Regions from separate parts of the Mus musculus genome. Here region 2 is linked to region 1. Evidence: chromatin loops called from intact Hi-C (ENCODE). Cell type or tissue: left cerebral cortex. All regions are shown on one strand.

Region 1 (8,000 bases):
CAAACCCTGTGAAAGAAGCGGTCAAATCGTGTGCCTCATTGTTAGTGGTCCTGAATACCAGATAACAGGTCAGCAGGGTGCTACAGAGAAGGCTCAGTGGTTAAGCATCCTGGCCTGTTCTTCCAGAAGGACTGGGTCCCATTCCCAGGAACCATATGGCGGTCTACAACCATCTCTAACTCCAGGGGACTCAACACCTATACCTTGCCTCTGCAGGCACCACTAGGCCCTGAACATAGTACACAGACATACATGGAGGCAAAACACCCATACTTGTAAACAAATTAATTTAAAAAATAAAAATAAAAGGTCTATAGGGTAAGATCCGGTCAGTCTCTCCAATTCTTTCTTATTTTTAACTATGTGTGTGGGAGAGAGTGTGTATGTGCATGCAGTGCCCACAGCATCCAGAAGATGTAGGCTTTTCTAGAGGCAGAGGTTAAGTTTCAAACCTGGGACAAATGACTGAGGTGCCTATTTAACATATCAAAGCAAGCGACCCAGACACCCTGCTATTCCTCAGTGCCTACCAGTTACAGGGTCCTCCTGGCTAGCATACCCTCTGGGCTACCCTTCTCTACATAATCACCCATCTGGTTACCTGATCCTTTCCCCTACTGCACCTGGTTCCCATCTCCCTTTTCCTCATAAGGCTCAGAGTCATCTCCATACTCGACTCTCCCAGATGTTCCTGCCTCTGGCTCTGCTCTCCCACATATCTATAGTAAATTAGAATTCTCTACCCCCCCCCTCCAGACAGGGTTTCTCTGTATAGCCCTGGCTGTCCTGAAACTCACTTTGTAGACCAGGCTGGCCTCAAACTCAGAAATCCGCCTGCCTCTGCCTCCTGAGTGCTGGGATTAATAAAGGCGTGTGCCACCATCGCCCAGCTAAATTCGAATTCTCCTCCACCATCTATAGCAGCAGGTGTGTCCTGTCCTCCTCCTTCCCTTCCCTGTCCTTCTTCTTCCCTTCCCTTCCCTTCCCTTCCCTTCCCTTCCCTTCCCTTCCCTTCCCTTCCCTTCCCTTCCCTTCCCTTCCCTTCCCTGTCTCCCTTCCCTGTCTCCCTTCCCTGTCTCCCTTCCCTGTCTCCCTTCCTTGTCTCCCTTCCCTGTCTGTCTCCCTTCCCTGTCTCCCTTCCCTTCCCTGTCTCCCTTCCCTGTCTCCCTTTTCCCTTTTCCCTTTTCCCTTCCCTTCCCTGTCTCCCTTCCCTTTTCCCTTCCCTTCCCTTTTCCCTTCCCTTCCAATTTCCTTGTTTCATTCAGGTGTGAGTCTATCTACATTGGTGCTGGTAACTGAGGCTCTTAACCACTAAGCCATCTTTCCAGCCCCTTTCTCCAGGATCTTAATGAAGCCTTTCCAAGACATAAGGAGGCAAAATACACAGGGACTGACCTAGGAAAGTGTCGACCCAGGAGCGAGGTAGCATTAAAAATGTTTGAGTTCAGTGCCAATAGCTTTTGAAAATTTAAGCAAACACCTTGCTGTGCCTGGTCCCGGAGAATTATCTTGCTTGTAATGTTTACTTAATCCCATGCTGAGGTCTCCCACTTGAATACTGGCTCAGTATTGGTTGCAGGTGTCACCATATTACCACACCTGAGTTGCTCCCTGCCACCATCTCAGCAGACAGCCTCCCCTTTTAAACAGCCAGTGGGTCGCATCACCCTCCCACACGTATGTTTAACAGAGATTCAGCTCAGGAGAGATGGGCTTCCTAAATTCATTAGTCATTTTTTTTGGTTGGTCATTAATTAGTGATGACAACTGAACCCAGGGTTTCATGCATGCTAGACAAGTAGTTTACCAATGAGCTATATCTCAACAAACTTTATTATTATTATTATTATTATTATTATTATTATTATTATTATTATTATTTATTAATTTAAAGACAGGGTTTCTCTGTGTAGGCCTGGCTGTCCTGGAACTCATTGTATAGACCAGGCTGGTCTCAAACTCACAGAGATCCACCTACTTCTGCCTCTTGAGTGCTGGGATTAAAGGTGTGCACCACCACACCTTGGCTGCCACACCTCAAATTCTTTATTTTTTATTTTGAAACAGACTTAAAAAGTTGCCCAAGCTGGCCTTGAACTTATCCTGGACCTCAGATGAACCTCCTGTCTCCAGCTTCACAGTGATTTTTCTCATGGCCTGAGTTCACTTGTTCTAAACGTGGGAAAGCCTACGAAGGTAGAAGAAGAGCTCTTCCTGGCCCATTTGTGAAACTCCAGCCTGGGAGAGTCCAGGACTAAGAGATAAAGAAACCCCAGGGGAAAGTGGCTTCCCTTTTAAAAAGTGGCAGGTGTGATTGCTGCTCTGGTTTTACATCAAGGAACACTGTGGGTGAGTGACCTTCCCTGATTGCAGACCAAAGGTCTTGGTGACCTGGGCACTAGCAGCGGGCCTCTGAAGGCTTCAGGAGAGAACTCATCTCTATCTGACAAACAAGACTATGGCTGCTGGGCTCATGGGAAGACACCAGTGTGTCCCCTGCTAGATGTGGAAAAAGTGCCTGGTGGCCCCTAATGGCCACATCTGTATCTCCACCCTCACCCTTAGATCAGTGCTCCTTTCCCAAGCTCTGTGCCAGTCACCCTGCTGCTAAGCCTACATTGGGTCTTTCTGCTCCCAGGAGGCCTTCACAGGATGGGATGGATAGCCCATTCTTAACACAGTGTAGCAGACGGTCTGACCACCAGAGACTGGAGACCAGGTCATCTAAATGCCTTTCCCTGGTGGAAAACACCAGATGAGTCTGGGTCCCTCTGGGTCAGTGGCAGTGAGCATAGGTCCCAGCCAATCCAAATGGGCAGGAGGAGGGAGTGAGAAGCAAGCTTCCCCAGGCTGTGAAGGTTGTAGAAGCAGGGGGTCACTTATCACCACAGCATGCCATATGCCATGGAGATCAAAGAATCAACAGCCCTGGTGAACAACAGAAACAGTCCCATGCCTAGCAATGTGCACACCCTTGTCCCAATCTGTTGCCATTGTCATAAGCACTGCTGCACTGGACGCCTCTATCATATGCAATTGCCCGGATACAGGCCCGCAACCACCAGGTCTGTTCCAGGCACCGGGCATCACCCTAGAGAAGTACCACTCTCATTGATGGAAAAGACCAACCACAGTGGCTATAACATACAAACCAGGGAGAATAATGCAAAATCATAATCGTGCTAAGGAACAGAAAGGATGGGTTAGGCAGGCAGGCAGCAAGGACCACCCTGCCTCAGCTCACATCAGTCCCCAAGGGCAACCACAAGAGTCTCTGTCTGACCCACATCCTCTGGCATCTAGTGGTTGAAAATAACCCCCACCCCCATGTCTTCCTCCCCCAGATGGCAGCTTACCACGACACCATGCCAGAGAAGCTGGGAAGCCAATTGGGATAAAGAAGAAGTTGGTGTGGCACTTCAAGGAAGTAGAGGGTTGCAGCCAGAAGTTGTGCTGGTGAAGACACAAACTGGAGACAGACTGGAAGACCGGTAAGCCTCTGGTGTGACTAGGCTGGACAGACTAGGGGCGGATCATAGGGGAGAGGGAGGAGCCACCGGTGGGCGTGTCCCATGGACAGTGCTGAAAACCTTGGATCTTACTTTGAGCATGAAAAAAGGGTATCTCTTTGAGCTTTCTGGGCCCTTTAAGGCAGATTTGAACACCGTAGGACCAAAGCAGGGTGTGATAAGGAAAAGAGGAAGTAGGAAAAGGGAGGCAGGGAGCAGGATGGCTGGGTCAGCAGGCAGAGGGAGGGTATAGCTTTATGCCAGGGGGACAAGACCATTGCACCTACCCACAAAGGAAATGGTTCTAACACTATCGGGGCCCACTGTGAACTGTGGCTTCCACACCACACAAATCTGTGGTCTCGGTAGGTTGTTCCCCAAGCCCCAAGAGCAGCTCAGCCGGCTCAAGCCACGTAGTGACGACTCTGGAGCCAAGCGGAGGTGTTTACCTCCTCCAGCAGAGGCAGATGGTGCCTGGGGGTGCATAATGCACGCACTTGCTCATACTGAGACCAAAGTCATTGCCCAAGAAAGAGAGAATCAAGCCAAATGGTGCTGCTCCTCCTGGCCAAGTGTCCCGCTGGGCCTGGAAAGCTGCAGAGAGGAGGATTAAGAAGAGGTGAGAGAGAGAGAGAGAGAGAGAGAGAGAGAGAGAGAGAGAGGGAGAGAGGGGGGGAGGCGTGGCGCTGGCAGTCTGAGAGGGTGGCACAAGCTCTTTAGCACAAGCTGCTGGAAGCGGCAGTCGGAGCTGCCTAGGCATATGCGGGCGCCACATGCCATAAACGAAGCCCCAATCCTAAACGCATCACACCAGGGGAGAGATTGCAAGATTCATCACAGCCCGGCAGGCTCAGGGCCAGGAGGCAGAGACCTTCCCAGGGAAAATAGCTGACACCACAGCCAGGAGGGAAGAATAAGCACTTTGTGCTCAGCCGGGGCCAAAGACTGAAGAATGAGCCAGCCTTGGATTGAAGAATGAGCCAGGCTCGGTGACCCATGCCTGAAATCCCAGTACTTCAGGGTCTGAGGCAGGGGGATAAGCCATGAGTTTCAAACCACCCTTTACTGCATAGTGAGTTCAGGGCTAGCTTGAGCTAGAGTGAGACCTTATCAAGAAGGCGGGAAGGAGAGAGTTGTGGTTTTTGTTTTGTTTTGTTTTGGTTTTTTTAAGTGACTAACAGGGGTTGGAGAGTTAGCTTAGTAATTAAGAGTACTTGGTGTTCTTACCAAAGGACCAGGGTTCGATCCCCAGCACCCACATGGAGGCTCACTACTTCCTCAGGCACCTCAGACATGTGGAACACAGAAATGGATACAGGCAAGACACTCATACACACAAAATAAAATAAATCTAAGATGAGATGTCAGGGGTGGGGGGGAGCTAATGAGGCTATTCTGGTGGGAAATGAGGAACGGCTCCGCCAGGGCACGGAGGCTGGGATAGGTCACACTGCACCGCAGTCTCCCTGGGCAGGGGAGCACCACACTGTCCTGAGCATAGGCCACAGCCTGAGGCCTCTCTGTGCACTGAGTTCAAACCCAGCACTCCAAGTCTCTGAGTTTTCTCATCTATAAAACAGGGACGGTGACATGCCCGACTAGGGAGACCGGCATAGCAACAGGTTTGATTGGATTAGGGCTCTAAAGACAAACACCAGGAAGTGGTCCTTCATGCTGGTTATGGCCACAGCTGCCTGCAGTGGTTCTTACTGGTCTCAATAGCACAGTCACCACGATTAGAAACAATCCAGATGTTGCCATGAACAGGAAGGGACCATGAATAGGAAGCCACACCCCTCTCAAATTTCCCTCAGTAGCGCAACTGACTTAAGACATTTTAAATGAAGTAGCAAAGAGTAGCTATAATTCCAGCACTTGAGAGACGTGGGCGGGGGTGGGGGAGGGGGGTTCCATAAGTTTCCAAGAAACCTGGACTAGGGTGAGATCCTTTATCAAAAGAAATGAATGAATGAGAGGCAGAGGAGGGGAAAGAAGGAAGAAAGGGAGCTGATGACATCATCTATGTACTGCGGAAGGCTAGTGCCAGCAAGCTGGGTGGTAGCAAGCTGGGTGCCACATACCACAGGGAAGTACCTGTTCTGTTCATACCTAGCTGCTGTTCCTCTGGAGCACCCGCAGCTCATTGTCTGTGTATCAATTACAGAGCAGGAAGGGTCTGTGTATCACCACCCAGAGCTGGGGCGGAGGCCCAGAGGACTCTGTCCATGGTGCTGGCCTTCCCATTCCCAGCCCCCTCACCTGTCCTTTTGTCCTGGCCATCTTTCTTCAGCATCTCTTTAGCACCATCTCTGTTAAAGTATCCTCCATGGATCCCACTGGCAACCACAAGCCTACCCAAACTCTGAACTCACACAGCTTTGCCCCAGCCTCCCCTGCCCTGCCCTGCCCTGCCCTTCCAACCTTGCTTACCCTCATCCTAGCTCCAGACAACACATTGTTTCTGCCTCTCAAATACCACAGCCTTGCTGACTCCTCAAGGCCTCTGCTCAGCCTCCCCCTTTTTCCTGAGTCTTTTTCAGAGACCTTTCTTTTTTTCCTGCTGGGTTCTTTCTTGACATACACTCTCCACGCCACTGCCACGTAACTCGGAGAGGCCTCTCTCCACCTGAGCCACCTTCTGTATCATGGCTCTGCACCTTCTTTTCATTGCACAGACAGCTGAGACAATTGCAGCCCACACACCATCATGGGTCCACAATGCCTGGATATATAAAGTATACACAGAACATAACCTGTGGGCCCTGGGGATGGGATAGGGAGAGGGGAGAGGGAGAGAGCCCACATCCGGCCAGAGCTCCTGTGCTCTGGGCAGGCAGACATGGGAGGGCTGCCAGACAGCTTTCCACTCAGCCCCAGGTGGGCATCTAAGCCACTGACCCCACTCGACAGGGGTGGACAAGGGGCAGCCCCTATATCAGGAGATACGGGAGAGACGGCAGAGGGAGAGAGGTTCCCATGCAGGCGAGAGTCCTAAGTCCAGTCCATGGCTGGAGTATAGGAAAACCTTCCATCAGGAGATTAGAAATGGCTCATTAGGAGAAAGCCTATCCCATCATCTAAGCACAGCGGGCCTTGATGAACAGAGACAGTCAATGGTTTTAGAGCTTTATTGTAGAAAGGCAGGGGAAAAGAGAGAAGAGAGAGACCAGCCATGGCCAAGAGGAGAGAAGGGGGGAAAGGAGAGAGAGAAGAAAGGCTAGAGTAAGAGGTTAGAGAGATAGAGTGAGGAGAGAGACTAAGAGAGTGAGAGGAGAGTGAGGTGGGGCCAAGCAGCCCCTCCTATGGTGGGCTTGTTATCTTACTGTTCCTAGGTAACTGGGAGGAGTCTAGCCTGAAGGTCAGAAGCTTGGGACATTGCCTACGTGACTAAAAGCTACGCTTCTCCTGTGGGGGCTGTGGGGGCTGTGGGGGCTGTGGGGGTAGTAACTTCGACAGGAGCCAGGGGTCCAGGAGACATGAGGGAACACCTACTGTCCCATGTAGGTGAATTATCACCACCAGGTTCTACCAGGGTTCAGACCTCAACTGGACTGGAGACTAGGCCTGCTGTGTATAGCCCATTGTCCCACAACAACCAATGATCCTAGCAGGCTCTGACAGTGTGACATTGCTTGATCTTGTGTATTCTGCATCAAAATACGAGCACAAGCTGCGTGGGCTGTAAAGGATGAGAAACTGTCTCATCCACTTTGTTCAGATCTTAATGCTAAGTCCAAGATTCACACTGAGTGCTTTGTGACCAGGGGCAGAACACCCCTGTCCTTGGCTTTACTGACTTGCAAAGTGGGGCAATAGGATCTCTTTCTTTTTTTTTTTTTTTTTTTTTTTTTTTTTTTTTTTTGATTGCTGGTAAGGTTCAATGAATTAATGACAGACTATTGTGCCCCTCCATCTCTCAAGCGCTGGAATTATAGCTACGAGCTACTTTGCTGCCCTATTTAAAGGGAAGTGTCTCAAGTTGGCTGTGACACTGGGAGAAATTTGAGAGGGGTGTGGCTTCCTATTCATGGTTCCTTCCTGTTCATGGCAACATCTGGATTGTTTCTAATCGTGGTGACTGTGCTATTGAGACCAGTAAGAACCACCTCAAGCTGCTGTGGCCATAACCAGTGTGAAGGACCACTTCCTGGTCTTTGTCTTTAGAGCCCTAATTCAATCAAACCTGTTGCTACATCTGCCTCCAGAGATGGGTGTGTCCCTGACACCTATCAGGCACTTTTCAAGCATTGGTGCACCATCATCACCGTAAGCATCTTTGCCATCATCACCACCATCAACTTCATCACTGTGAGGTAGTGCGTGCCCAGGGCCTTGTTAAACCCTTCTTAAAATATTGGGTAACGCAGAGGCTTGTCTTTCTTATTCCAGCAGCTGAACACAAGATGAACGACTAGGGGCCACACACCTCCATGTAAAACCAGGTAAGAGGCTCACAGCTCTCACTCCTTTTGATTTAGAGATTGAGGGGTT
Region 2 (8,000 bases), 68 kb before region 1:
CCACCTTATAGCCTATCTGACATCTTGCATCTGAGCAGGGCTTCCCATGGGACCCTGTCATTTAACAGACTTCACAGCCTTGGCACCCAGACACCTCCTGGGTGCACAAGGCTCAGTAAACAAAGAGAGGGGTGTGGGCTGTCCCATCCCATCCATCTTGTTTCTCATAGCAACAGCTACTGATGTTGTTTGTCAGTCTCTGCAATGCAAGAGTTAGAAGGAAAGGTTCAAAGCTGAGAGGCTGAGGGGAAGAACCCCATTGATGATGACACAGAACAACAAGCATTGCCTAGTTTTATAACAACAACAATGATAATAATAATAGCACCAGAAGCACTTCTCCATTTTGATAAGGACCAGGAGAGATTGGAAATTATCTTAATACAGCTACAAAAGGAAGTCTGGCATTCAGCTCTCTTAATTAAAAGAAGTCAACAATTTGGGGTTTTGTTTTTAAGACAGGGTCTTGCAATATAGCCAAGGCTGTTCCGGAAGTAGCTGAAATTCTCTGGCATCAGTCTCTCAAATGCTGGATTACAAGTATGAGCCTTTAATCTGGAGGGAGGGGCTCGAGGATAGCTTAATTGATAGTGTTTGCTAAACCTGAATGAGGAATTCACTTCTGTCTCCAGCACCCATGCAAGAAGCTAGACATGGCAACATACCCCATAATCCCAGCACACCCCTGGGGCCACGGAGACCATCAGATCCCTAGAGTTCATTCATACTCATCTAGGCTAATCAGCAAACCCCAGACCAATGAGATACCTGACTTACAAAAGCAAGGTGGATGGTTCCTGGGGAACACCACCAGAGGTTGACCTCTGCTCTCTACATGCATGTACTCACACCTGCATGTGCATCTTTACCCACACAAACATGCTTCCCCCAACACAGGGAGAATGGGAGTATCCAAACCACTCTACGAATGAGCAACCTGGGTTGTCCACAGTCCTGCTGCAGTAGGTCCTTATACTCTCAGCCACAGGCACCCTCCCAGAACCGTTGGGAGCACCCATCACTTACCTTTGTGGATGGAGGTGGCTAGTCCATTCATGTACTGAGGGAAAGGCTTGCCAGGGGCCAAGGGAACATCCAGCAGGGCCACTGAGCTGCTGCCCAGCAGGTCAATACTCCCAGTGTGTTGCCGGAACTTTTCCAGGTCCCGGGACAACAAGTTAAACTGCTCACTCTGCACACGGCATTTCTCTTCCAGCTCTCGGACCTTGGACTGCACAGCAGAGGCAGAACAGCGATCAACGAAGGGATAGTCAGTGGTGCAGATGTGCTCAGGGCATGTGTGCCTTTTAAGAATGTGAGTGTGCGTGCATATGATAGGCTGTGCGCTTGTGTGTGGCAGGGTCTGCTTCCACCTCCACAGAACAGCAGCGTCTGGGAGCCCAGCCTCACAGGCAGCCTGGCTGTTGGCCACCATGAGGAGCCACATGTGCCAAGAAATCTTGCCATCGCTCAACTCCCAGCCAAGTGTGGATTGTTCCAGGCTCTGTGTGCAGCCTGGGCACTTTGTGGTTGGCATGACTGTTTGGTATTTGGAGCGTACGGCTGAAACAGTTCTGACTTGGGAGCAGCCCAGCTACCAACCCATCATGCCATGCCATCTCAGTGGGTGTCCATCCCATGGGCCTGAAGACCCCTGAAGAACACAGCTGGCAGCCACACCAGGGAGTATCTACGTGGTACTGGGTTAGAAACGCCACTGTCATTAGCTAACACCACCATGACGCCTAGGGAAAGACAAGAACCTTTCAGGCAGGCAAACACATGGAAGAAAAGGGCAGCCAGCAAGCTCCCTCCTTGGGCACAGGTGTGGTAGGCTGTTCCTGAGTGCTGTGTGGCTCGTACAGAGGGTTTAATCTGTGTGCTTCCTGCTGCTCTCAGAAGAATTTGATACAAACATAGGTATCTAGCTGGTGCTCAATAGATTCTTGTTTTATTGCAGGCATGTGGGAATGTAGGGGGGAAATGGCTGAGTCAGTCTGCTACCTGGCTTGATCCATGGCTCAGGAGTGGACATGGTTCCTCCTCCTCCTCCTCCTCCTCCTCTTGCTCCTCTTTCTTTATCTCTTTTCTTTCTAATCTACATCCTCTCCCCGCTCTTGCAGAGTTTCCGCATCCTTTCTTCTTCCTCCTCCTTTACCTCTTTCCCCACCTCTTTATCCTCCCCTCCTTCCCCCTCCTCCTCCTCTCCCTCCTCTCCCTCTTCCTTGTGCCATAAGCATTAAGTCTCTCAGCTCTTTCATCCAGAACCGGGTGCTATTTATGTCTGCGATCACGGGTTTCCAAAAATAACCACAACGGATCCCAAGCCTATAATTAATTTCTTCAATTCATTAAAAAAAAATCAGCAGGGTTCCTCTTTTTAAAAAGCTGAATGGGGTTGGCTTAAGATAGCAGTCGCCTCAGAGGACGGCAAGGGACCGAACCTCTGGGCTCTGTGGCACAGGTGGGCCCTGGAGAGCTTTGGGGAGATCTGTGAGGACAAGTGTGATTCCAAGGGCAGAATCCATGTGTGGGATGATGACTTCAGGATCCGTGGGCCCTAGCGGCTCCACTCCTACTTAACGCATCCAAGAATCCTACATGAGGGTAGGGTCATCAGAGGGAGTGGCATCAAATGTCCCCATGAGGGGAAAGCCATCAGATCATCTGAGTAACCAAACTGGGCCATGAGTACCCACAGAGGCCAGTGGGGTTCCTGGGTACGAGGGTGAGCAGGAGATAGCACCTGTATCCTCTGACACTCCAAAAAGCACCTCTTAAGCATCCTACGCATATAACCAGACCCAAGGAACGAAAGGCAGGAGGACTCTCCATCCACACCACAAAATTTCAATGCTATGCATTCGGGAACAGTTCAGTGCTCGTCAGGTTGCGGGAGGGTGTGACTATTCAGGGGCAACATGAGTAGGTGTCCTCTGGTGGCAGAAGATGCAAGACATTGGATTGTAACCATGCAGGTCTGCAACAGCAATGGGACTCTAGAACTATACTATGAGAAGAGAGCCAAGTGGGTGGTGAGGTCCGAGGCCAGCTGTAGCTTGGCTGATTGGCACCGTTCCAGCCTCAGGTCCTGGACTTGCTCTGATGGGGCAAAATACTTTGGCCGGGGTACCTGGGAGGGGTGGAGCTTATAAAAAGTGTCCCTGCTGCTTTTTAAAGCTCTAATGAGTCCAAAGTTATTACTGAATAAAAAGGTTGATACAGATGGTATACGGATAGAGAGAAGCTATGCCCTCAGAGATGAATAAGTAGTGTTTCACTCTTCCAAAGCTAGGGATGGTCAGGGAGCATTGACTGGGGCTCTGCATTCAGAGAGCATCACCAGCTCAGACATCGGGTCTGGCCCATTCCTCTAGCTCTATGGGTACTCATGGCCCAGTTTGGCCTCTAGAGGGCGCCAGCAGCCAGTCCAGAGGCCCCAGAGACACGTGGACCTGTTGTATGCTAGCCTTATAGCCATACTTTTTCCTAAGCACAAGGAGTGCAAAAAGATGGTATTGGTTACTGAAATTCAAAGTGTTTAAAGGTGGGGCTGGAGAAATGGCTCAGTGGTTACAAACATTGGCTGCTGTTCCAGACAGCCTGGGTTCAATTCCCAGCACCCACGCAGAAACACACAACTGTTTGTAACTTGAGTTCCAATCAGTCCAGCGCCCTCTTCTGGCCTCTGTGGGCATTGCAGGCACATGGTATACAACCTCACAAAACACCTATACAACATAAAATAAAATAATTAAGGTATTTAAACACAGAGTTGGCTCACGTATTCGAGCACTGTCCCATACGTGAATGAACAAGGCACAGGGTAATGACAGCTTGCTGTCCTGGAGACGGTAGCCATGGCTAGGATAATTTTTCTTTTAAATATTTATTTTATGTGATTACACTGCAGCTATCTTCAGACACACCAGAAGAGGGCATAGGATCCCATGACATATGGTCATGAGCCACCATGTGGTTGCTGGGAATTGAACTCGGGACCTCTGGAAGAGCAGTTTAGTGCTCTTAAGCACTGAGCCATCTCTCTAGCCCCAAAGGCTACAGTTTTTAACAGTCTTTGTGTCTAGACACTGTTTAGCAGACCCAGTTGCCTGGGGTATGTTTGACTTGCAGCTTTCCCTCTGGTAAGCATGCAGGGACCTGACGGTGGAGATGCGTGTGTTCAAGAGAGCAGGGGCTTCTGGGTAGAACCAACTGCAGCCAGCAGACCAATGTCCCTGCTGTGTAGGTAATTGTTTGCTTTGCAAAGTGCGTCCACTAGGGGCGCTACAGTGGGCCTGGCTTTGGGGGTGAGCCTCAGTGAACTGAAATGGAGTGGAAGGGCCTGGTTTTCTAGGTCAGAGGAGACAGAGAATCCAAGTGTTGTGCCAGGCCACCCTGATGAACACTATCTTTCTTTCCCAAGCCTTCGGCTGCTCTCTCTGCTTTGAAAAGGCAGGATGCCAACTTGGGCCTCAGGAGTTTCCAGCCGTAAAGAGGAAGAGCCCACAGAAGCCTCAAGTCCCCATGTGTCCCTGTTGATCGCTCCTCAGGAGGCTATGTGCACATAGCCCCCAGCCTTCCCTGGCTGCAGCCAATGCATGTCTGGGCCACTCACTGGTTAGCTCTGATAGCTTGTATGTCACCCACTTCCTGGGGCACTCTGAAAGGAACTGCAGAGGCCTGTGCTGCTCCCGGCTACTGCTTCAACACCGTGGTGTTTATCTCAGTTTATCTGGAGCATTGTGGAGTCTCTCTCCGTTGCATGATGGGAACCTTGCCTCTGTGTGTTCCCTCAGCTTCACGGACACACCCACCCACTCTTCCCTGATGGGCCAGCCCAAGCCTCTCAGAGAAGCACCACCTGCAGGCGGGGGATGGAGGGGTCTGTGCTGTGACCAGGACCGTGGTGGTGGCAGATGGCAAAGCGTTCTATAATTGGAATAAGTGCAGCAGCTTGCAAATGCAAGCGGAGCATTTAAAAGCCAGAGGCAAATATCCCAAGACGTGACTGCCGGCTTTCCTGCCTCCTCCACAGGCGTTTCTCTGACTTTCCTCCTCCGAGGTGTGGGGCTGCATGCTGGGCTAGTGTCCAAGCTAAGGTAGCTTTGAAGGTAAAGGACATTTCTCCAATTAAAGACAATGGGACATGCAGAGATCACCTGCAGAGTTACCTACAAGCACGTGGAGTCTCATTCATCTATCATTGTTGCCATAGAAACAGATCTCTGTGGAAATGACCCCATCCTCAGGGCCCAGACCCCTTGCTCTCACCCTGACACTGCCCACAAACACTGTGTTCTTTCCTATACATCATTCTGGCTATGAGCTATGTATGACATTTCTCAGTGCCAGAGAGGCGATGCCACCACGCACACTTGTCCTTCCTGCCAGGAGCAAATGAACTAAGGGCCAGCATTCCCTAGAGCTCCCTTGTAACTCAGCAAGACAGCTGACCCCAACTTCACCTACTGTGAGGAGAGGAACGCAGTTGTCTGTGTGTTGGGGACCCTGCCTCTTCTTGCTCTCGGGGTCCCCGCCTGAATGATGGGAACGATCACTCCTGAACCTGGCATTCTCTCAGGTGTCCTGCATGGCAATCTCCCCACCCCATCCCCCTGCACCCTCTGGGAATCAGTTCTGCAAATATCTACAGAGCTGGTGGGTATGCAAAGGGCTTCAGTGTTAACAGTACATAGCCTCCAATGCAGCCACACTGCTCATACTTCAGGGCTGCAGGCTGCCTAAAGATGGTCACCCAGGCGACATCTAGGGTGCCTGATATACTCTGAAGATACCCACCCTTAGAGGGGGTCCTGACAACTAGCGTGAGGGACTTGGTCCCTGTCTCTCCACAGTGCTAAGATGGGATCCAGGCTGGGCTGCGGGGCCTGGGCTTATCAATTATGCGTTGGTCAAGACTTCAAGTGTCCCTCATTCCCATCAACTAGCTTGACGCCACCTCCTACGTGTGGCTCAGCCCCATCCTCGTGGGACCCTGCAAGGCTGCATAAGGCAGAGGTCCATCTGTGCTCTTCCTGGGCCTGGGGATCGAGACTTGTGACAAGCTCCCAGAGATGCCATGATGATCAGTCTAGCATTGAAAGCCCCTCATCTGGCAGGTAGGGAAGCTACCCCTCTCTGACTTCAGTACCAGTGTCTGGTCTGAGCCAGGGGCCACACTGGGGGACAATTGGAAAGAAAGCAGAGTGGCTCTCCCCTATGGAAGGAGCTTGCTGTTGGCTCGGGATGGATAGGAGGAGCCAGAATGAATTCTGATGACCCATAATGGAATTCTAGGCATACTGCCAGTCCCTCCCAACCACAAACCAACCCCAAGGAATAGCAGTCCCAGCCTCTCGCCCATGGTCATCTGAATTCATACCACTGGCCAGCGGCAGGGAGATGTGTGCACAGGGTCAGCTCAGCACTCCAAGAAAGCGTTTTCGTATTCCTATGCCCACTCCTCTGCTGGCACCAGGCTGCGGAGTCCTGGTCCACACCCACACCAGGTCCCTTTGTAGTGTTAGACCCTCAAGGTGCTCCATAGAAGGGAGAGAGGAGGAGGATGAGCAGACCCAGGGCTCAGAGCTGCCCGCCTAGGGAAAGTACCACAGAGCACATGTTCGAGAGGACAAGCCACACTGAATACCTGCATGCAGTCCAGGGTGTTCTGGGTGGCGAGCCAGACGAGACAATTACAGAGAGATGGTGTAAATGAAGTAGACAGTGCTCAGGACAGCCCATGGCCAAATAAATGGCCCACCCCAGCTTCTGAACAAAGGCATGTTGTGTCGTAGATGTTAGCAGGCGTAAGCTCAAAACACAGGCTACCAGCTGCAGTGATAACTCAGCAGGAGACTGGAGTGACACAGGCAACCAAGTCTGTACATTTCAGGGCAGCTAAAGAAAGGGACTCTTTCCTGCCAGGGGAGGTGAGACTAAACTGTCCCCCAGGAAGATAGATGTCCATCTGGAGGTGGCCCGTTCCATTCTCCCAAGACCTGCGTTTTTCTGGCATCCGACACACATATCCCTCTTGATCTAACTAATGGGAAATTTCCAACGATCAAGATCAGCTCATGGGATAGTGACCACAGAACCTTTCCTGGGGGAGCTATAGATTCCAAGGGGTGGCATAAGATGTGCACACACTCTGTTTTCAGCAGTAGCAGCTCCTCCCCTGGGGAAAGGGTCATTTTACGATTCCATGGAAATCCTACCTTCCCTGGCAGCAGGTAGCCTGGGGAGCTACACAGTCTGTCCAGTTCACTACTGCCTGCCTCACAGCGTGACCGCTGGCTAACTACTCACTCTGCATGAGGAATGACTGGCAAGGACCCCCCAAGGACACCGAGTTCTCACCATCCCTCTACCTATCTACCATTCTCTAAGAAGACCCACCCAGGACCAAAGTCACAGACCAGGAGCAGGCACTCTGTGTGCCACCCCAGATGATGGGACCTGGTGGCTGTTTTGCTTCCAGATCCTCGGGACCATTCAGGAAGATCTACATGTGGCTCAGATGGCCACTTCCACAGGGACAAAGATCCCATCAGTGGCTGGTACAGCATTAACCACTTTGGCTCCTAGACCAGTGGTTTCCAACCTGAGGGTTGTGACCTCTTTGGGGGCCATATATCAGATACCCTGCATACGAGATATTTACATTATGATTTATAATAGTAGCAAAATTACAGTTATGAAATAGCAACAAAAACAATTGTATGATTGCAGGGGCTGGGCGGGGGTGGGGGGGTGGGGGTGGGCGGTGCTCGCCACAATGTGAAGAACTGATTAAAGGGTTCCAGCATTTAGGAAGGTTGGGAACTGCTGTTTGAGACCCCCCCCCTTCTCCGATCCTGCAAGTGTCTCCCCAGCAGGAGCGCAAAGCTTCGGCACTGTCCCCCTATGCCACCCCTTAGAGGATGGCATCCCTAGGAACAACCCAACATTAAGTGTAGGAAAAGCGCCGCCTTGTGGCTCGATGAGAACAGCTA

The links. Peaks named below come from ENCODE experiments on the same cell type or tissue, not always from the same donor. Only the 100,000 strongest peaks of a DNase experiment are listed, where the experiment ranks them.
Region 2: a loop joins it to region 1, with 3 times the contacts of the local background. A loop is called at or near these places in 2 of 42 quality-filtered maps.

What each region holds. Positions count from the first base shown.
Region 1 is chr5:128,873,598-128,881,597 of GRCm38, forward strand. The region is part of intron 1 of Rimbp2 (RIMS binding protein 2); the gene reads right to left. Among named protein-coding and RNA genes, the nearest start is that of Gm34057, 59 kb to the left of the region's middle. In left cerebral cortex, no CTCF peak of the experiment used is centred here; DNase peaks (open chromatin) are centred at 3,574, 4,024 and 4,231; H3K27ac peaks cover 1,528 bases.
Region 2 is chr5:128,805,331-128,813,330 of GRCm38, forward strand. It overlaps Rimbp2 (RIMS binding protein 2), which reads right to left. Exons shown (of 21, transcript NM_001378900.1): 6 at 1,027-1,231. Among named protein-coding and RNA genes, the nearest start is that of Gm34057, 8.8 kb to the right of the region's middle. In left cerebral cortex, CTCF peaks have their summits at 3,414 (motif pointing right), 3,615, 4,269 and 7,980; DNase peaks (open chromatin) are centred at 1,443, 2,393, 3,414, 3,648 and 5 more places; H3K27ac peaks cover 5,637 bases.